Regions from separate parts of the Homo sapiens genome. Here all the other regions are linked to region 1. Evidence: read pairs that join two places in POLR2A ChIA-PET (ENCODE). Cell type or tissue: MCF 10A. All regions are shown on one strand. Links, peaks and the distances in the headings refer to the core of each region. The heading gives the core; the rest is flanking DNA. Region 1 overlaps VWA2 (von Willebrand factor A domain containing 2). Region 2 overlaps CCDC186 (coiled-coil domain containing 186). Region 3 overlaps CCDC186 (coiled-coil domain containing 186). Region 4 overlaps CCDC186 (coiled-coil domain containing 186).

Region 1 (4,801 bases), core at 590-4,589:
AGAATTCAACAGGCTGAAGATCTGATTTTCAATGTCCTCATCTTCTGAAACCTTCTAATGTGGTTAACAAACCTTCCCCTAGCTAAGAAGACAACATCTGAAGAAAGCCTGCACTATCTAAATTATCCACTAATCATCTAAATTATTTATAAATCGTAATCCGGCTGAAGGAAGAGGACTTTTTTTTTTTTTTTTGAGATGGAGTCTTATTCTGTAGCCCAGGCTGGAATGCAGTGGCACGATCTTGGCTCACTGCAACCTCCGCCTCCCGGGGTTCAAGTGATTTTTGTGCCTCAGCCTCCCGAGTAGCTGGGACTACAGGTACATGCCACCACACTTGGCTGAGAAAAATTATTTTTTGAGAAGTTTTTTTAAAAAAAAACTTCACCACCCATGCAGGAGCCACACCTGCCCCATGGTGGCAGAGAGCCTACATGAACCCAGGGGCCCTCATCCTCATCCTGGTGCCCTGTGACCTTGGGAGAGGCTGTGGTTCCTCCCTTACAAAGTGAAGAGAAGGGCCCTGATGTGGCTAAGCTGTTTTATGGTTTTAAAAGTCCCATTGGACTCCTGCCTCCATCATGGACCTATGATGTTTGGACCTCAAGATACATCCAGCTCCGTTTTGTTTTTTTTTTTGACATAGTTATTTGCATATTTAAAGTTTACACACATGCCATGACTCCAGTGTTTTTTAAAAAATAAGCCCTTCGCGGTGGCTCTTGTCTGTAATCCCAGCACTTTGGGAGGCCGAGGCAGGTGGATCACCTGAGTTCAGGAGTTCACGACCAGCCTGGCCAACACGGTGAAACAGTGTCTCTACTGAAAATACAAAAAATTAGCCAGACATGGTGGTGGGCACCTATAATTCCAGCTACTCAGGAGGCTGAGGCAGGAGAATCACTTGAACCTGGGATGCAGAGGTTGCAAGTCCCTAAATGGAGGTAGAGCATGTGTTCCTATTTTATACACTCTCATATGGGAGATAAGTGGTTAAAGATGACTAGAAACCCAACCAGGCCTACCGGGGTGCTGGACAGACACAGAGCATTTCTAAGGGAATGCCACCAGAGAACAAATACAAATCTGTACAGAAATCTTTTTTTTTTTTTTCACACTTAAAAAGAATCACATCCTCATTCCAACAGCTTTACTAGGCTTGGCCAACCCAATAAGTGACACACTCACTCAGGTACTGGGAAGGTTATTGCACAGCTCCTTAACCGATCGAGTCAGGGCAAAGTGGTCACTTTCCCCACAGCCACACTCTGGATTTGTCTCCTGGGAAGAAACCATGCCTGGCCCAGGCTGAGGGGGCAGCTGCAGCGGAACCTTGCCTCCAGATTACGAACCAGTATAAGTAGCACAATTCTTGTGGCTACTTTCACTTCAGAGTGTCATGTTTATTGATGTGGAGCTTTCTGAATAGGGAGGTTCAGGCATTGCCAGGTGCTCAGTAAAACAAATATTTCTTGTAGCGCTCTAGATTGAGGGCAGCAGTCAATGGTAAAATAAATTTTAGTAGCATGTTCCTGAAAGGTTATACAGCAGCCCTGGTTCAAGGATTTCTCCCCCTGCACGATTCCTAAGACTGTTTGCTAGTTGATTCTTTGTTTTGGGAATTTAATGGTTTTGATGAATTTGCTGTGATCCAGGGGTGTTCAAGTACTTCTCTGAGCATTGGCCTCTGGCTGGGATTATGCTTCAACAGTCTTAAAATGAGGTCCTGGGTCCCTCTGTTACAGTCAGGGAATGTGAATTCAACCCATGATACTCGTTTTTTTTTTTTTTTTTTTTGAGATGGAGTTTCTTTCACTCTTGTTGCCCAGGCTGGAATGCAATGGCATGGTCTTGGCTCACTGCTACCTCTGCCTCCCGGGTTCAAGCGATTCTCCTGTCTCAGCCTTCTGAGTAGCTGGGATTACAGGCATGCGCCACCACGCCCAGCTAATTTTTGTATTTTTAGTAGAGACGGGGTTTCACCATGTTGATCAGGCTGGTCTTGAACTCCTGACCTCAGGTGATACGACCGCCTCGGCCTCCCGAAGTGCTGGGATTACAGGCGTGAGCCACCATGCCCAGCCCAACCCGTGATATTCTTTTGTAGGTCTCTTGGTGTACGTTTGCCTCAAAAGGAGGCTTCCCAACTAAAAATTCATAGCAAAGAACACCAAGGCTCCAGAGATCTACCTTCTCACCATGCATCTGACCTCCAATCATCTTGGGCGGGGGGCGGGGGCAGGTAGTCCAGGGTGCCACAGAGAGTGGTCCTCCTGGAGGATGGAGCATGTACTGACCACCCAATATTCTCAGACTGTGTGGTTATTTCCATGATGCCACCAGATTCTACCTAATTCTAAAATATGCACCACTTGGAACTGTCTATAGAGCTCCTTGGATTTCAAAGCAGTCCTAAAACAAACTATTATAAAACAAATGTCCCTGCCAGCTGAGAGTCTTCGTGCAGGGTCTTCCTGCTTCAAATGACTAAGAGGCTCAAGTCTTCTCCTGATCTAAGTGAAAATCAGACACCTAACATGGCAAGAGCCAGTATGTCAGGAGCTCTACAGACACGATCAAAGGGAGAAAGGTGGTGAGAAGGATACTGGCCTGCAGCACATACTTCCTGCTAGCTTCCAGCCCTGTGCATGCCAGCAAGAAAGACTCATTTTCCCCTAAGGACATTTTTTTTTTCCCTCTTACTCCACACCACAGAGGCAGAACAAGCCCCCACCTGCCGCCTGTGAGTCAGGCAATGGCGAGGCATTGAGGATGCGGTGAAGAGCTTCTCAATGCTGTCTCTATTCCTTAGGTTCAGGACGATTTTACGGAGTTACAGCTTCTGACCCTGGGCACTGGCAGGAGACTGAGGCTCAGGCCTGTTAATTATTTATAAAACAAGGATTCTGGCAGCCACCTCCCCAGGCTGCTGTGAGGATAAAGTGGAAGGAAGTACAGAAGGTTCCTGCCACATAGGAAGGCACCCAGTAAACACAGTCCCCTTCCCTCCGTGCTATGAGACCAACTTAAGCAGCTTGATCTCGATCCACTATGTGCCTCTGCTTGCCCAGCTGCATGTTTTTCCAGAGGCGCCCAAGTTTCTGCTCATTAAAATAGAATGTATGTTGGCAATCTGCAAATGCACACAGGATGTCAAATGCCTTCTCCTAGCTGTTTGGATCAATCAGACGGTGTTGGCTCTGCAACTTCTGCAGCACCTCCCTCCCCTGTCCCCCTCAATACAATCCCTACTGTCACACAGCCCACGCTGAAACTGCCCAGTGATACGTTTGTCTTGACTGCCAGGCGGCAAATGCCTGAGACTACAGACTATCTAGTCTCTGCTGGAGCTCCAGAGACCTGCATGTGCCTGATGTATAGTAGGGGAGGTCCTTGCTTGCTAGATAAACAAAGCACCAGAATACCTCCTGTGGGAGGGCTAGAGGGACCCTTTCAGGGCATCATTGCACTCACTGTGTTCACTGCATTCTTTTTTATACCAAGATTAATGAAATGAACGCTATTGCGATGATGTTGAAGTATTGTTTGCACTCTATTCCCATCCAGTCATCTCGAATAGGCAGCTCATTCCCCTCTCATATCAAAATTTTCCTACAATACTAATTTGACCTCCAAAATACAGCCCTACACCTGGAAAGCTTTTTTTTTAAAGGGTGAATTCCACAATAAAAATCAACAGCTACTACCATGTAATGAGCATTTCTTATGTGCCTGCCACAAGACACACAGGCTCCGCCCTTCATGTCTTCTCTCCTAATCCTCGCAGCCAGCCAGGGAGGGTGTACTATTCCCATTTCACAGGTGAGGAAGCTGAGACATGGAGAAGTGAAGTGTTCTGCCCCAGCTTACACAGCTAATCAGTGGATCAGATTCCATTCTGGCCTCCTAGCGTCACCTTCCCGGTTCTGGGGGAAGCTGCCACAGGATGTTCAACAAGGGAGAGGTGTTGGGGCTGCCGGTAAGAGGTGACACTCTGGCAGAAGTCCAGGCTCCAGAAAACAGGCTATGAACTAGAGGCAGTTCAGAAGCACAGAAGCATAATTTAAAAAATCTGCCACCCTGAATCCTGCACGTTGGCAATTTCTCCCCCAGCTAATACCTGCCAGCAGCTCTCACACTCCATCCGGCACAAGATGAGATTTACCAGGGCCCTCTGGCTTCCTACAAAGTAGTTGGGAGTGATCTGCAAGCCAGGGGCTGGAACAGACCACCCATTCTCAGGTATGCCTCACCAAGCCTTTTCCGTTACACCTCGCTCATCACCTTGTTCCCTTCTGTTCCATTACTCATGCTAATCCCACTTGTTATTCCTGGCTTCTGGAGTTCTCATCCATGGATGTAGATGCTCTCCACGCCCCTGATCTCCTCAACAGAGTGTGGCCTTCGGATCCTGGTTCCCACGCAGCACCAGCTGCACTTGGGACAGCAGGCATGTGAAGTCTGCTGCAGGATGCCACAAAAATTTCCACTGTGCACTACCCAGGAATTACATTTTCCGTGACACAGGAAGAAATAAAAGCCAAAACAAAGCTACTTTTTAAAAAAAGAAGAGCCGGATTGGGGATCGCTGAAGGCAGTTTTGCAGGATAATGTCTGCCTTCTCTACCATCGGAAATGAAATGAGTGTAGGGAAAAAGAGGAAACCATTTCTACCTCCTTACAAAATGCAATTCCAACCCCAAATAGATTAGCCGTTGGCAGCCTCCTCCAAATCAGCAGGATGGAAATCTGAGCCCTTTACCAGAACAGTACACACCTGAATGGGAAGACTAAAATCAGA
Region 2 (4,801 bases), core at 368-4,367, 86 kb after region 1:
ATACTATATTATGTGAATAAACTGTATGCTTTTGTACTTGAACCATCAGTGCTGCTGCTATTCTTGCATTTTATAGGGTAACTTTCTCATTTTCCTGTAGCCTGTACCTATTCTTTTAGACCTTCCTCTTGAGATTATCTCTGATGCCTCTTCCCACTTTACTGAGATCTAGACTCTTACCATTTTCATACCTCCCTTATAAATTATAAGATGTTATACATTTAATAATAATAGCAGTAAACATGTATATGCTGATAATTAGGTGCCTGGTATATTACATTTATTAGTTCATGGATTCTTCACAAGAACTCTCTGTGACATGTGCTGTTATCCCCATTGTACAGATGAGTTACCTGAAGCGCAGAGAGAGAAAAAGTAACTTGCTCAAGGCCACATGCTAACAAATGCAAAGTTAAAATCTGAGCTTTGTGAGTGGAGCTTTAGAGCTTTTTCAAATACGGTTATTAGAAATGAACCAGTTACAAGGTGTTAAATTTACCTAAAAATATGAGGAATAGGGTAGAAAATTGGTTTCTCTTTTTTGCTTCATCCTGTCAGAACAGTGACAGCACGGGTGAGTGGAATAATCATAATTCTGATGTCTGGTATTTGGAAGATACCCATTGGCATTTGCCAGCTCTGTTGTCTTGGCCAAGTCAACCTCTTTGAGTGAAAGATTTTTCACCTTAGAGTGACAATACTTACCTGATGGAACTGTTTGTGGACATTAGGACATTACACAAATGTCAGATGTTATTTTAAATCAAGGTTAATTTTTGGTTATACACATGATGTTTTTAATTCCAAATAAAATACTTTGTGAGTCAGGTTAACTCTAAAACAACTAAATTTTTTTCTTAACTTTTTTCTTCATCTAATTTTCTATGAAGAAAACTTCCTTTTACTTTCTTTGAAATTTTAATGAATGCATCTATTTCCAAATCTTTGTTTATACATTCCCTCATTTTTCCCCCAGCTTTATTGAAATATAACTGATAAAATTGTATATATTTAAAGAGGTACAATGTGATGATTTGATATACATCGTGAAATGATTACCACAATCAAGTTAGTTACCACATCGGTCACATCACAGTTACCTTTGTGTGTGTGTGGTGAGAACATTTAAGATCTACTGTCTAAACAAATTTCAAGTGTACAATATGATATTATTAACTGTTATCACCATGGAGTATATTAGATCCCCAGAACTTACTCATTTTATAACTGAAAAGTCTGTAGGCTTTGGCCAATATCTCCCCTTTTCCCTCACCCCCTGTGCCCTGGCAAGCACCATTCTTCTCTTTATTTCTGTTCTTTGATTTTTGAACACATCAATATTACTGTCTAAGGTTCCAACCAAATTTTTTTTTTTTTTTTGAGGTGGAGTTGTGCTGTGTCACACAGGCTGGAGTGCAGTGGCGCGACCTCAGCTCACTGCAACCTCTGCCTCCTGGATTCAAGCAATTCTCCTACTTCAGGCTCCCAAGTAGCTGGGACTACAGGTGCCTACCACTACACCCGGCTAATTTTTGTATTTTTAGTAGAGACAGGGTTTTGCCATGTTGGCCAGGCTGGTCTTGAACTCCTGACCTCAAGTGATCTACCTGCCTCAGCCTCCCAAAGTTCTGGGATTACAGGCGTGAGCCACTGCGCCTGGCCCAAAAATTCTTTATTTTATTTTTTTGAGATAGGGTCTTGCTCTCTTGCCCAAGCTGGAGTGTAGTGGGTGTGATCTCAGCTCACTGCAGCGTCAACCTCCTGTGCTCAAGTTGTCCTCCCACCTCAGCATCCCAAGTAGCTTGGACAACAGGTGCGCACCACTAGGCTCAGCTAATACTTTTGTGGTTTTTTTGTTTTAGAGATGGGGTTTCACGATGTTGCCCAGGCTAGTCTGGAACTCCAGAACTCAGGCTATCCACCCACACTGGCCTCCCAAAGTGCCAGGATTACAGGCATGCACCACTGTGCCTAGCCTAAAATTCTTTTTTTTTTTTTTTTTTTTTTTTGAGACGGAGTCTCGCTCTGTCACTGAGCTAGAGTGCAGTGGCGGATCTTGGCTCACTGCCACCTCCGCTTCCCAGGTTCAAGCGATTTTCCTGCCTCAGCCTCCTGAGTAGCTGGGACTACAGGCACGCCCTACCACACCCAGCTAATTTTTGTATTTTTAGTAGAGACGGGGTTTCACCATGTTTGCCAGGGTGGTCTCGGTCTCTTGACCTCATGATCCACCCGCCTCCACCTCCCAAAGTGCTGGGACCAAAATTCTTAATTAAGAACAGTTGTCTGTATATAGAATATGCATTTGGCACATAAGTAACAAATTGAGTGTTTACTGCTTTTCACTTCCCCCTCCCTTTGTTGTTCACTTGTGAACTATAGGCAGGACTCTTGTGTCTCAAGTAGTTTTCTGTAGCAATTGAGTATGCCTCACATAAATGATCTAAGTTAAACCACTGTGTCATAAAAGGCTTGAATAAACATGCATATATTTGCCTTTTTTCCAAACATTTGTATGATTGTTTCCTCACTGATTCCTAGGCTCAGCTGTCACCTTCTCAGAGAGGCCTATCTAGACTACTTATCTAAAATAGCAGCTCAAGTCACTCTCTGGCTTTTCGCTCTCCTTTATTTTTCTTAATAGGATTTAATCACCAGCTGACATTTTATTATATATCTAGGGTCCATTTTTATTTTATCCCCTAGAATGTAAGTTCCACGAGGGCAGGGACTATTTGCTGACATATTTCCCACATAAAATAGATGCTGAGTAAGTACTGGTTGAGTTAATGAGTGATCTTCAAAGTAGAAGGTGGAAAGGCCTGGGGCTTTGGAAGTATACCTGGATCCAAAACAAAATTGAAAGTTCAACTGCTTACTAGCTGTGTGACCTGGAACAAGTCTTAGGCTTCAGTTTTGTTTTGCTGTTAATATTTTTATTTTATTTTTAGAGACAAAGGTCTTATTCTGTTGCCCAGGCAGGAGTGCAGTGGAGCTCACTGCAGCCTGGAACTCCTGGGATCAAGTGCTTTTCCTGGGACTCCTGGCATGAGCCATCATGCCTAACTAGTTTTTTTTTTTTTTAATTCGTAAAACAGAAGTGATGGTAATGATAATAATTTCATAGACTTATTTTGAATACTAAATGAAATAATACACTTTTTTAAATTAAAAAAGCTAAATTTAGCCAATAGCAAGTGTGCAATAAATGTTAGGTTACAGCTATTGCTAATTAGTCCTAGAGTACTTGCTGTTAGCTTTCTTAGGCATCTTACATTTCTAAGCACTTTGCAGGCAGTTTTTGAGACTTTATTTCTGTTTTTCTAGGGGAATTCAAGATGATATTTCTGCTTAGATTTTATTTTGCTGTTTTACATTGACTGTACATTATAACTATTAGACTATCATTAAAATATTTTTAAAATCTGAAGCAAGACTTTTCAACTTTAGCAGTATCGCCACTTGGGGCCAGATTCTTTGTTGTTGTTGGAGTTGTCTTGTGCATTGTAGGATGTTTAGCAGCATCCCTGGCCTCCATCCACTAGATGCCAGTAGCAGCCCCTACCCTTGTTAGGACAACCAAAAATGTCTTCAGACAAATGCCTGGAAGGGCAAAATTGCCCGTGGCTGAGAACCACTTATTTGAAGAGTGCCAGTGCTGACAGGATTGGTGCATAATTGAGATACCTGAAGGTATAAATCTGGAAGGGTGTGCTTTTCATTCATATGATTCTATTTTGATTTGAAATATTCATATTTCTAGGGAAAAGTTAATAGCCTAATGGGCCAGAGAATCTTTTGCAAAGTATTATGTTTCACTATAAAATGATTATTTAGGAATGTTAATTTATTAACATAATGAATAATTATAGATATCTGTACCCTGATCTGTAAAGAAATTATATTCCACATATTATTTTATCTCCATTTTAAATTATGTTTTACATACACTGCCCTTTTTATATTTAGGTTAATTAAAGAAAATAAGAAGCATCAGGAGCTCTTCGTAGACATTTGTTCAGAAAAAGACAATTTAAGAGAAGAACTAAAGAAAAGAACAGAAACTGAGAAGCAGCATATGAACACAATTAAACAGGTAAAAAAGACAAAAATCTTCGAAGACTATACTTCAATTAATAAAATAAATACATTCCTGGCAGCCGATTGTGGCAGCTCATGCCTGTAATCGTAGCACTTTGGGAGGCCAAGGTGGGCGGATTACTTGAGCCCAGGAGTTTGAGACCAGCCTGGGCAACATGGTGAAACCCTGTCTCTACAAAAAAAAAAAAAAATAGAAAATTAGCTGCATATGGTAGCATGCGCCTGTAATCTCAGCTACTAAGGAGGCTGAGGTGGGTGGATCACTGGAGCCGGGGAGATTGAGGCAGCAGTGAGCTGAGATCGTGCCACTGTACTCCAGCCTGGGTGAGAGAGTGAGACCTTGTCTCAAAAAAAAAAAAAAAAAAAAAAATTCTGAAAACTTGCATGTAGGTTGGAGTTCTATAAGGTAAATCATATTTTAAATGCAGAGAATTGCATGGCATTTAAACCATTCTCCTTTACAAAGTAGGACTCATAGCCTGATGTATTTCCTTTTATGTAAGTTTATTCTTATGCATGTGACTCCTGTACTGCATGTAGTAGAACATACTCTGTTATGTTCAAAATAAGCAAAAAGACGATTTGAGTTGACAGTCAACTAGACTGTTGTTGCCAACAGGGAGGAAGCAATGGAAATATAAAAGTTTATGTCTGGCATTAGGATGTTTTTAAGTTTATATTTTGGTATGGTTCCATTCTC
Region 3 (4,801 bases), core at 344-4,343, 120 kb after region 1:
CTCCCACCTTGGCCTCCCAGAGTTCTGGGATGACAGGCTTGAGCCTCCGCGCCCAGCCCCTTCTTTTTTCTAGCCTGCTGCTGCTTTATTCTGTGCAACAGCTTCCTCTTCCGTTTTTTAAAATTGAAATTTACGTTAATTCATACAAAGAGATTTGGTGTACAGTGGTCTCTCTCTTTTTCTTTTAACACCCAAGAACAAATGAAGATGTCATCATTGTGTATCAGATTTTTACATATATGTGCACATGTATATATTTTTACATCTTTTAGTTTTTCTCATGATATACCTATGTCCTAAAGTAAAAATGGGTAGAGTCTATAAAATTATGATTGAACCCATTGTGAAAATGATAATTAGCAAAATATCAGTGTTTGTGTCTTTTTTTGGAATGCCAAGAACCATGCTAAGCACTTGAAACATACCATTTACCCTGCAAAAAATTCATGTGAGGTAGGTATTATAATTCCCATTTTACAGATAAGGAAACCAAGATTCAGAGAGGCTGCATGATTCACCCAAAATCCACAGTGAGAACTCTTTGACTCCACAGTCCTTGCTTGGCAGTACACTATATTGCCTCCCAGAGGTTGCACATTAGGAGAAAACCATCATCAGTTGTTACAATAGTGGGAAAAAATGTGTAGTAGAAAGAACATGGATTTGAAATTATAGACATGTATTTAGATCCCAGCTCTGCCATTTATTCATTATATAACTTTGGATAAGATATATTACTTAAAGCTATAAAATCGGATTGGAAAAAACTAATCTTTGTAGGGTAAAGAGGATCAGATTCTTCTCATTGATGTTGGTAAAAGTAATACCTAACACTACATAATGCTTACTATATGCCTTTTTCTAAGCATTTCACATGTATTCATTTAAATGAGGATAACAATCCTGTGAGGTAAATAATATCATTTATGCCATTTTAAGATGACATAACCAAGGCACAGAAAATTAAATACCTTGTCCAAAGTCACACAGTTAGTAAGTAGAGGAGTAGTATTTGAACCTAGACAGGCTGTCCTCAGAGCTTAACCCACTATATTCTAACCTCTCTTTTTCTGTCTCCTCTCATACCTCTGTTCCTCTCCTCCCTTCCTCCTCCTCTCTGCTTTGTTCTGTTATAGTTTAATTTTGGTCTCACTTTAGACTTGTTATTCTTTTTGAGATCCTTGTTGCTCTATTACCACTTCCTGAGAGATACAGTATAGACCCTGTTGGTACTTCTGTCACCAGTATATTCAGAAACCAGAACCTCAGCCACGTTGACCTGTGTTGTCTTCTGTGTCCAACTCTGTTAGAGTGAATATTTGAAATGATGCTGGAATAAGTAATATATGAGATGAGAGGTGATGTTAGATTAAGCACAGTATCTAAACCAATTTTTTTTGTCTTCAGGGTCCCTGAATGCTCGAAGCAGTGCAGAAGATCGATCTCCAGAAAATACTGGGTCCTCAGTAGCTGTGGATAACTTTCCACAAGTAGATAAGGCCATGTTGATTGAGAGAATAGTTAGGCTGCAAAAAGCACATGCCCGGAAAAATGAAAAGATAGAATTTATGGAGGACCACATCAAACAACTGGTGGAAGAAATTAGGAAAAAAACAAAGTATGTATTATTACGGTAGCATGATCGGTCTTCAAAATACCGTTACTCATATAGCAAAGTTACTGTTTTTAAAATTAGTCATATCAAGAACCTATCTTTCAAAAAATAATTATAGTTATTCAGTTCCCAGTCTTTTATGGTCACCTATTATGTTCTAGGTTTTGTGAATACTAAGATGAAATAAAACACGTCTTTCCTTTAAGGTGATAGAGAGTTCAGTCAGTGTTAATATTTTTAAGATACTTAAACAACTTTAGATTTTAAAAAGATAATGCTTTACTTAGCTTTTTATTTTCATGACTGTGGCTCTAAGAGGTATATATGGGGTTGTGGATTTTTTTTCCTGTTGGGTAGGATGTAGTGGGATAATTTATTGAGTACCTAGTAGTACAAGGCGCTGTGCCTGTGGCTTGGCGGTATCTCATTGATTGCTTACAACCACTCAGTGCGTGAGTTCTCTAATTTTGCAGATAAGTGGGGCTCAGGTCACATCACTAAATGTTCCAGGGTCACCGTTCATCCCCTGTGTGACAGACCTAGAGCTGGAGATCCAAACCCAGCTCTGAGTAACTCAGGAGTGCTGCGCCAAATTCCTCTCACAAATTCTGTTTTATGTAAATAAAAGTTTTTTTATATTGTGGGCCTTTTCCAATGACTTTTTAATTTTTATTTTGAAATAATTTTAGACTTATAGGAAAGTTTGCCTGTGACTTTTAAAAGAAAGAGCATAAAGTACAGCAAGTTGTAAGTCTAATAAGAGGAAAACAGAAAATATTAACAGAAATTGAGCAATAAAGAAATTGCTCAGCTAGGTATGGTGTCTCACACCTGTAATCCCAGCACTTTGGGAGGCCGGAGGCCGAGGCAGGAGGATTGCTTGAGGCTAGGAGGTCAACCAGCCTGAGCAACATAGCAAGACCCCATCTCAAAAAAAAAATTATTCAGGCATGGTGGTACATGTCTGTGGTCCTAGCTGCTCAGAAGGCTGAGGCAGGAGGATCGCTTGAGCCGATGCAGTGGAGGCTGCAGCGAGCTATGTTTGTGTCACTGCACTCCAGCCTGGGTGACAAAATGAGACCTTATCTCTTTAAAAACAAACAAAAAAGCTCAACTTTTGATTAATAAGGAAAGAAATAGAAAAGCAATGTTTATATGTCTTTACTCCGAATGCTACAATAGAACAAAAATGAGATAGTTTAAGAAACCATCTGAATAAGGAGAATTCTTTTCTAATATAGTTAGGTTATTAACCTAATATTTATTTTATGCTTATCTTTATGATTAGTTGACTTTTGCAGATTCCATTTTTTTTAATTCTACAAGTACACAACTGATACTATCATTTTGTTTTGCAGAATAATTCAAAGTTATATTTTACGAGAAGAATCAGGCACACTTTCTTCAGAGGCATCTGATTTTAACAAAGTTCATTTAAGTAGACGGGGTGGCATCATGGCATCTTTATATACATCCCATCCAGCTGACAATGGATTAACATTGGAGCTCTCTTTGGAAATCAACCGAAAATTACAGGCTGTTTTGGAGGATACGTTACTAAAAAATATTACTTTGAAGGTATTTGTGTTTCTCATTCACACACCAACCAGTAAACATGGCAAAATGATGCCTGTTTCACAGTCTGATCTAGCAATCAGCTGGGCTGTTTCTGTAATGCAAGGCAGTCATTTTACCCAAAGATGAAGTTTCGTGATTTTCTCTTTTTAAAAAGTATAGTTTTTTATATTAGGAAAGATGAAAAATAGCAAAAATTAATTTTGTATTTGACAGACACTAAGATGTCATTAAATTTGCATTGGATGGGCTTTGACATATAATTAGTTTTGATTGCTAAAATAATTTTTTAAGATTATGACATTTCTGATTTATTTTTCAGCTTTATTTTATTTTTTGCAGTTAATATTTTATTTTTGCTGTGGGTGGGCCTTGAAAATTAGTAGTTAGTTTAAAAATAATTTTAAAATCAGTAATAGTAAGTAATCATTTTATGCATTAAAAATTGCTGTAGCTTCAGTAGAAAGTTTGAGTGTTACTTTGAAATGGACAGGAGTACTTTACTGAAAACAGCTGTGTGTCACTAGTTTATCTGACATAGCATTTAGGACTAACCACTCTTTCATTTCCAAAATTTAGGCAAAAAATAGTTCAAACTGAATTGTTTTATTTATTATACTTTTGTTTTTCTCTTCCCTTTCCCCTCACCCCAATTATTAAAGGAAAATCTACAAACACTTGGAACAGAAATAGAACGTCTTATTAAACACCAGCATGAACTAGAACAGAGGACAAAGAAAACCTAAAACAAGCCTCTTGCTCAGTAAAGAGACAAAAGCCACACAGGAGTAGGTGCCACTGACCTCTATTGTTGGAGACTTTGTTCCACTTTTTGTTTCAGCCAGTAAAAATATTGTTTTGCTTCATCTGTACACAAAAAAATACCCTTTTACAATATGAATGCATTGCTGTATATACTGTAAGACTGAAAGCTTTGATGAAATTTGTTTTTGTATGGTGCAATATGACAGCCTGTCATTGAATCTAAACAACTTAATTTGCTTGTATTCATAAGAAGTGTTGAACATTACAAGGGCTTTTATAAAAAACCCTTTGTTCATATTTCTTCCCTTTAAAATATGTAATGTCAAAAATGACTCACCTTTTAAAAATTATGCATGAAAACAGGTGGTAAACATTCAGTAATACGCTATTTCTCCAACATCAAGACAACTAAAACAAATGATAAAAATGTTTATTTTTACACTCCAGCATATCGGGTGAGTTTTAGGGATGTGTATGAATATTTAAATCTTTTAATTTCAGTTTTAATGAAAGCTGAACTTAATAGGAAAGCTAGCTCTTGGTAACTAGCAATGATCAGGCATTGTTTGCCTCTGTCAGGTTTTCTTATCTGTTTTAGGTACATTTTTTCAGATTCTGATTGTTTGAGTTAATGGTTGAATTTTTAAAGTTTTTAGTTACTTAAAATATGATTTTAAATTACATATTAATTTAGAAAATTCCTGTGTTTACTTATATTTTAAATTGTGAAATGGATCCAATCATTAGAACAGAGAGAATAGTTCTTTGAAACTGAAATACTTTAGTTTTACTGACCTTGTGTAAAGATAATATGAAGAACCAGCTTCCAAAAGAAACCAGCATATG
Region 4 (4,801 bases), core at 313-4,312, 75 kb after region 1:
TCTTGTTACCTGTGGAAATCAGAAGAGAGAATATAGTAAAAATACGCAGTACAGTCCCAGGTACTTGGCCGTTTTCTCTGCATGTGTGTCATGTTCCTTTGATGCCCAGCTTTTTTTTCTTCCAAAACGATAGGCCGGGTGTTGTCTTCTAAGGTGTTCAGTAAATCAGGGTTTCAAGAGGTGTGCTGGTAGTCATTCAGAAGAAATTAATCTGCTATTATCTATTTAGGTATGCTAGTTGTGGGTGTGGCTTTCCCAACTATCAAGTACACCTTAATATTTACCGAGTGTTCATCTCGTGGGAAGGATTCAGGTTCAAGAGAGATTGATAGTGAAACTGAACTATCTCTGTGTGTAATGTACACTGTTCCCTGTGTAACTTCAATTCTTTATCCAACATTACACAAATAAAAAACAGTAATGATTGGCTAGGTTCATTTTTCTCTTTTATTTCTGGTCTTTTCATGTTATTTTTAATGCAGTGAAGATATTAGATCACGAATCTTGCAGTATTAAGAATTAAAACTTTTTACAGCATAATAGGCAAACGTATGATTACTGAAGATTCTCCCTGGAAATGCATGGATTGTGTTTGTTTTTTAAAGGCCCTGTTAAATTCAGAATAACTGCATATAAACTTAAGGTTTCTTTAAACAGTGGAGATTCCATAGTGTGTCATTGGCTTTTGAGTCCTATTTATTGCTAACGGAAAGGGTTGGCTGGTGTGTATCACAGTGACCACTCTAACCTTTTAGTTCTTTCACCCATAAAGTAGAGTTGTCCTTTAATGCTATGCAGTGACAGCATAGCTAATGATTGCTTAGTATGTTCAGTTTAGAAACATCTATTTGCAGCTTTATGCTGACATCACAGAGTGAAGATAAAAGCATTGCAGTATACTGACTCCAGGAAGAGACAGTAGGTTGAAGCACAAAGCAGCTTTATTTGGAGATTTAGAAAATAATCTTTCCCTTTGAAGAAGGACTGGTAATCTGCACTAGTTTCTCAAATTCATGCAACAGTTTCGTGTTAAAGTAAGAATCCTTACCCTGAAATTTTTTTTCTTTTAGTAAAACTTAGGTTTTTCTTTTATCTCTACCTTAAAATAACTAAAGCTGGTTTTTCAATTTCTCATAAACATATCACTGAGTTTACAGTATTGCAAATGTTATACTTAGTATTCATTTTAGGGGCAGCAGTGAGATCATAGATAATTTAATCTATTGTTTCAAACTGCTTTGAACTTTCTTAGCTACTGAGATTTAAAAAATGTATTTGGGCTAAAAAGTAAGAAAAAGGAAAAATACTGAGATGAAGGGACAGTAGACACAAAGTGGAAATCAGCACCAGCATAGTTTTGATTGGATTGTGAGTGTATTTCTTATTAACATTTGTCTATCATTAAGACACTTGAACTGATAATTGTGGGATTATGTAGACTATGTAATGTCTACCGCACTTACTACATAATCCCACGGTAGACTATCAGTTCATGTTTTTAATAAAGTAGAGCATACCAAATTAACCAACTCTGGCCAAAGGTGTCTTCAAAATTTAAACATTAACCCAAACTTTTTAATGTAATGCAGGCTTATAACTTGAAAAAAAATTTTTTTTAAAGATACTAGGCTTCATTTTGTTTAGTTTTTTGAGACAAGATCTCAATCTGTCACCCAGGCTGGAGTATAGTGGTATGATCATAATTCACTGTAGCCTTGAACTCCTGGTCTCAAGCAATCCTCCTGCCTTAGCCTCCTGAGTAGCTAGGACAACAGGCACAGGCCACCATACTAATCTTTTTAATTAAAAATTATATATTATTATTTTTTATAGACCAGGTCTTGCTATGTTTCCCAGGCTGTTCTCTTAATTCCTGGCCTCATTTGATCCTCCCATCTAGGCCTCCCAAAGTGCTGGGATTACAGGTGTGAGCCACCTGTAAAGGAAGGCCTGAGAGCCTTCCTTTTTGAAAAAGGAACTATAGGTCAGATTTTTTTTTACCTACTTTATTCCTTTTCAGATTTGGAGGAAAATTAGCTGATAATACTTTTCATGTTTTCTTAGACTCATTAAAGTGCAAGTGCAATCTTCAAATTAGATTTCTGTATTAGTAGGAAGTCATTTCTGATAACTTTCTGCTTTAGTATTTTAAAGTATTTATAGGAGACATGTAAAATTACCGAGCTGATATGACATATATGGTGTAACTTGATAAGGTGAACTATGATGTGGCCACTGACCCTCTTTTTCATGGAATTTTGATGGACCATAATTTCTCTTTGTCCTGTTATCCTATCACAGGATTTGGTACTATTTGGGAGTTGGTGGAGGGTGGGGGGGTCTTGCCGCATCTATTGCTCAAGTCTTTTTTTTTAAACATCTTTGTGTGTGTGTGTGTGATATAATGCACATATCATAAAGTTCTTGCCCTGAGTCTGGATTGTAAAGCTAAACATACCCCCACAGGGATAAATAACCTTGGTCTCATAAAACAAACTTTTCAAACTGGTGAACTAAAGGAAACTTTTTTATTCTAATGCTGTTTCACTTAAACTCAGTATATTACAGTTAAATTTGTGCCAACCATGGTGGCTCACATCTGTAATCACAGCACTTTTGGGGGGTTGAGGTGAGAAGATTGCTTGATGCCAGTAGTTTGAGATCACCCTGGGCAACATAGCAAGACTCCATCTCTACAAAACATTTTTAAAAATTAGCTGGGTTTGGCGGCATGTACCTGTAGTCCCAGCTTCTTAGGAGGCTGAGGTGGGAGGATCAGTTGAGCCCAGGAATTTGAGGCTGCAAGTGACCTCTGACTGCACTCCAACCTGGGTGACAGAAAAAGACCCTGTTTCTAATAGTTTCTAATAATAAAAAGTTAGCTTTTACCCAAAAGCTTAATAGGATGTGACTACTTTAAAAATTATTTCTTTTTGTAGAACTTATTTACAGTTTTTTTTTTGAAATAGCCCTCTCAGTTTTTATCTTTTAAAAGCAGAATTTGATCTGCATAAATTCACCTTGTATGAAACTTAAGTGTCAGGTATTTTCATCATGTGAAACAACATTTTCATGTTTCATACACAAGTTCTTTTCCATCCTATTATTCTGTTTTTAAAAAGCTAAGTTAAAAATATTATCTGGGTATGGTGGCATGCACCTGTAGTCTTATCTACTTGGGAGGCTTAAGTGGGATGATTGCTTGAGCCCAGAAGTTTGAAGCTGCAGTGACCTATGATTGAGCCACTGCATTCCAGCCTGAATGACAGAATGAGACCCTGTTTCTACACATAAATAAATAAGTAGGTAGCTAGCTTTATCCAGAAAGTATCTTTTAAAGTTAATTATTTATCAAAAGTCAGTTATTTGGGGGTTGTGAGCAGGTTACATTGAACTGTGTGGATGCGTTTTTGATTTGATTTTACTTCTGACATTAATTACAATATCAATCTTGATAGAACTAGTCAGAAAGATGTTATTCTTTTGTTTATGCTGCTTTCAAGGTGTTTTTGGAGAATACAAACTCTTTTGATGTAGGTACTTTTCCTACAAAGGACAATAAACCATTATATTGAAGAACAGGAGTGGTCTCAAGTTCAGTTTGCTTAATGGATATTACTTGAGAAGTGTACAACTGGTATTATTTAAGAATGGTATGGGCTGGGCGCAGGGGCTCATGCCTGTAATCCCAGCACTTTGGGAGGCTGAGGCTGGTGGATTGCTTGAGGTCAGGAGTTCCAGAGAGCCTGGCCAACATGGTGAAACCCCATCTTTACTAAAAATACAAAAATTAGCTGGGTGTGATGGCACAACCCTGTAATCCCAGCTACTTGGGAGGCTGAGCGGGAGAATCGCTGGAACCCAGGAGGCAGAGGTTGCAGTGAGCTAAGATGGCACCACTGCATTCCAGCCTGGGTGACAGAGTGAGACTCCATTTTTAAGAAAAAAAAAAAAAAAAAAAAAAAAGAATGGTACTACAGTTTATAATTTAAAAATTTATAGTCTGTGAATGAAGCCAAATTTCTCTTAATATACTTAAAACACTTCTGCATTTCTTACTTAGCTTCTGATGGAGCCCTGGCAAACCTTAAAGTTAAAATACTGTAACATTAAATACTGTAGAATTCATAATACTGTAGTGTTTATTGGCAGTAAAACACGAAGAATAAAATGAGGATTTCTGTTTTATTCACTGCCATGTTCCCAACACCTAGAATACATATTAATAGATGCTCAATATGTATTTGGTAAAAATGAACATCTAGTTTGGAAATGTATCTCTTAGTACCTTTGCATGAGACTAGTTTGTTTGATAACCTGTTACTGAATATCTGTGAGTTTGTAATCGCCTGACAGGTTCTTGCCTGCTGCACAGATAGAGGCAGTTTACTGAGACAGCAGTATTGCAATAGAGAAAGTTTTAAGAAATGCAGAGGCAGCCAAGTAGTAGTAAGAAGTTAATTACTCAAACCAATCTCCCTGAAAATTAGGAGACTAGGGTTTTTTAAGGATAATTTGGTGGGCAGGGGGCTAGGGAATGGGGAATGCTGATTGGTTGGGTCGGGGATGACTCATAAGGGGTTGAGGCTGTCTTCTTGTGCCAAGTCACAAGACCAGTCGAGCCAGTTTAGTGGTCCAGGTGGCAGGCATCAGCTGGTCCATCAAAATGCAGGGTCTGAAAAATACCTTGAACCAATCTTAGATTTTACAATAGTGATGTTATATATAGGGGCAATATTTGCAGTTTATCAAACCTAAATTTTTTGTTGTTTATACTGCTAATTAGAAAAACAGGAAATGG

What was found. ChIA-PET counts read pairs that join two places held together with the same protein. Peaks named below come from ENCODE experiments on the same cell type or tissue, not always from the same donor. Only the 100,000 strongest peaks of a DNase experiment are listed, where the experiment ranks them.
Region 2: POLR2A ChIA-PET joins it to region 1 with 8 read pairs; 5 of 35 experiments call an interaction of 5 or more read pairs at or near these places.
Region 3: POLR2A ChIA-PET joins it to region 1 with 5 read pairs; 2 of 35 experiments call an interaction of 5 or more read pairs at or near these places.
Region 4: POLR2A ChIA-PET joins it to region 1 with 7 read pairs; 5 of 35 experiments call an interaction of 5 or more read pairs at or near these places.

What each region holds. Positions count from the first base shown.
Region 1 is chr10:114,243,502-114,248,302 of GRCh38, reverse strand. All of the region lies in intron 1 of VWA2 (von Willebrand factor A domain containing 2), which reads right to left. It also overlaps the pseudogene AURKAP2. Among named protein-coding and RNA genes, the nearest start is that of VWA2, 6.6 kb to the right of the region's middle. In MCF 10A, for the core only: no CTCF peak of the experiment used is centred there; a DNase peak (open chromatin) is centred at 2,702.
Region 2 is chr10:114,156,849-114,161,649 of GRCh38, reverse strand. CCDC186 (coiled-coil domain containing 186) reads left to right here. Exons shown (of 16, transcript NM_018017.4): 3 at 3,970-4,096. Among named protein-coding and RNA genes, the nearest start is that of MIR2110, 15 kb to the left of the region's middle. In MCF 10A, for the core only: no CTCF peak of the experiment used is centred there; no DNase peak of the experiment used is centred there.
Region 3 is chr10:114,124,278-114,129,078 of GRCh38, reverse strand. CCDC186 (coiled-coil domain containing 186) reads left to right here. Exons shown (of 16, transcript NM_018017.4): 14 at 1,408-1,618; 15 at 2,974-3,193; 16 at 3,853-4,801. The coding sequence ends at 3,936. Among named protein-coding and RNA genes, the nearest start is that of MIR2110, 48 kb to the left of the region's middle. In MCF 10A, for the core only: no CTCF peak of the experiment used is centred there; no DNase peak of the experiment used is centred there.
Region 4 is chr10:114,168,400-114,173,200 of GRCh38, reverse strand. The region is part of intron 1 of CCDC186 (coiled-coil domain containing 186); the gene reads left to right. Among named protein-coding and RNA genes, the nearest start is that of MIR2110, 3.4 kb to the left of the region's middle. In MCF 10A, for the core only: no CTCF peak of the experiment used is centred there; no DNase peak of the experiment used is centred there.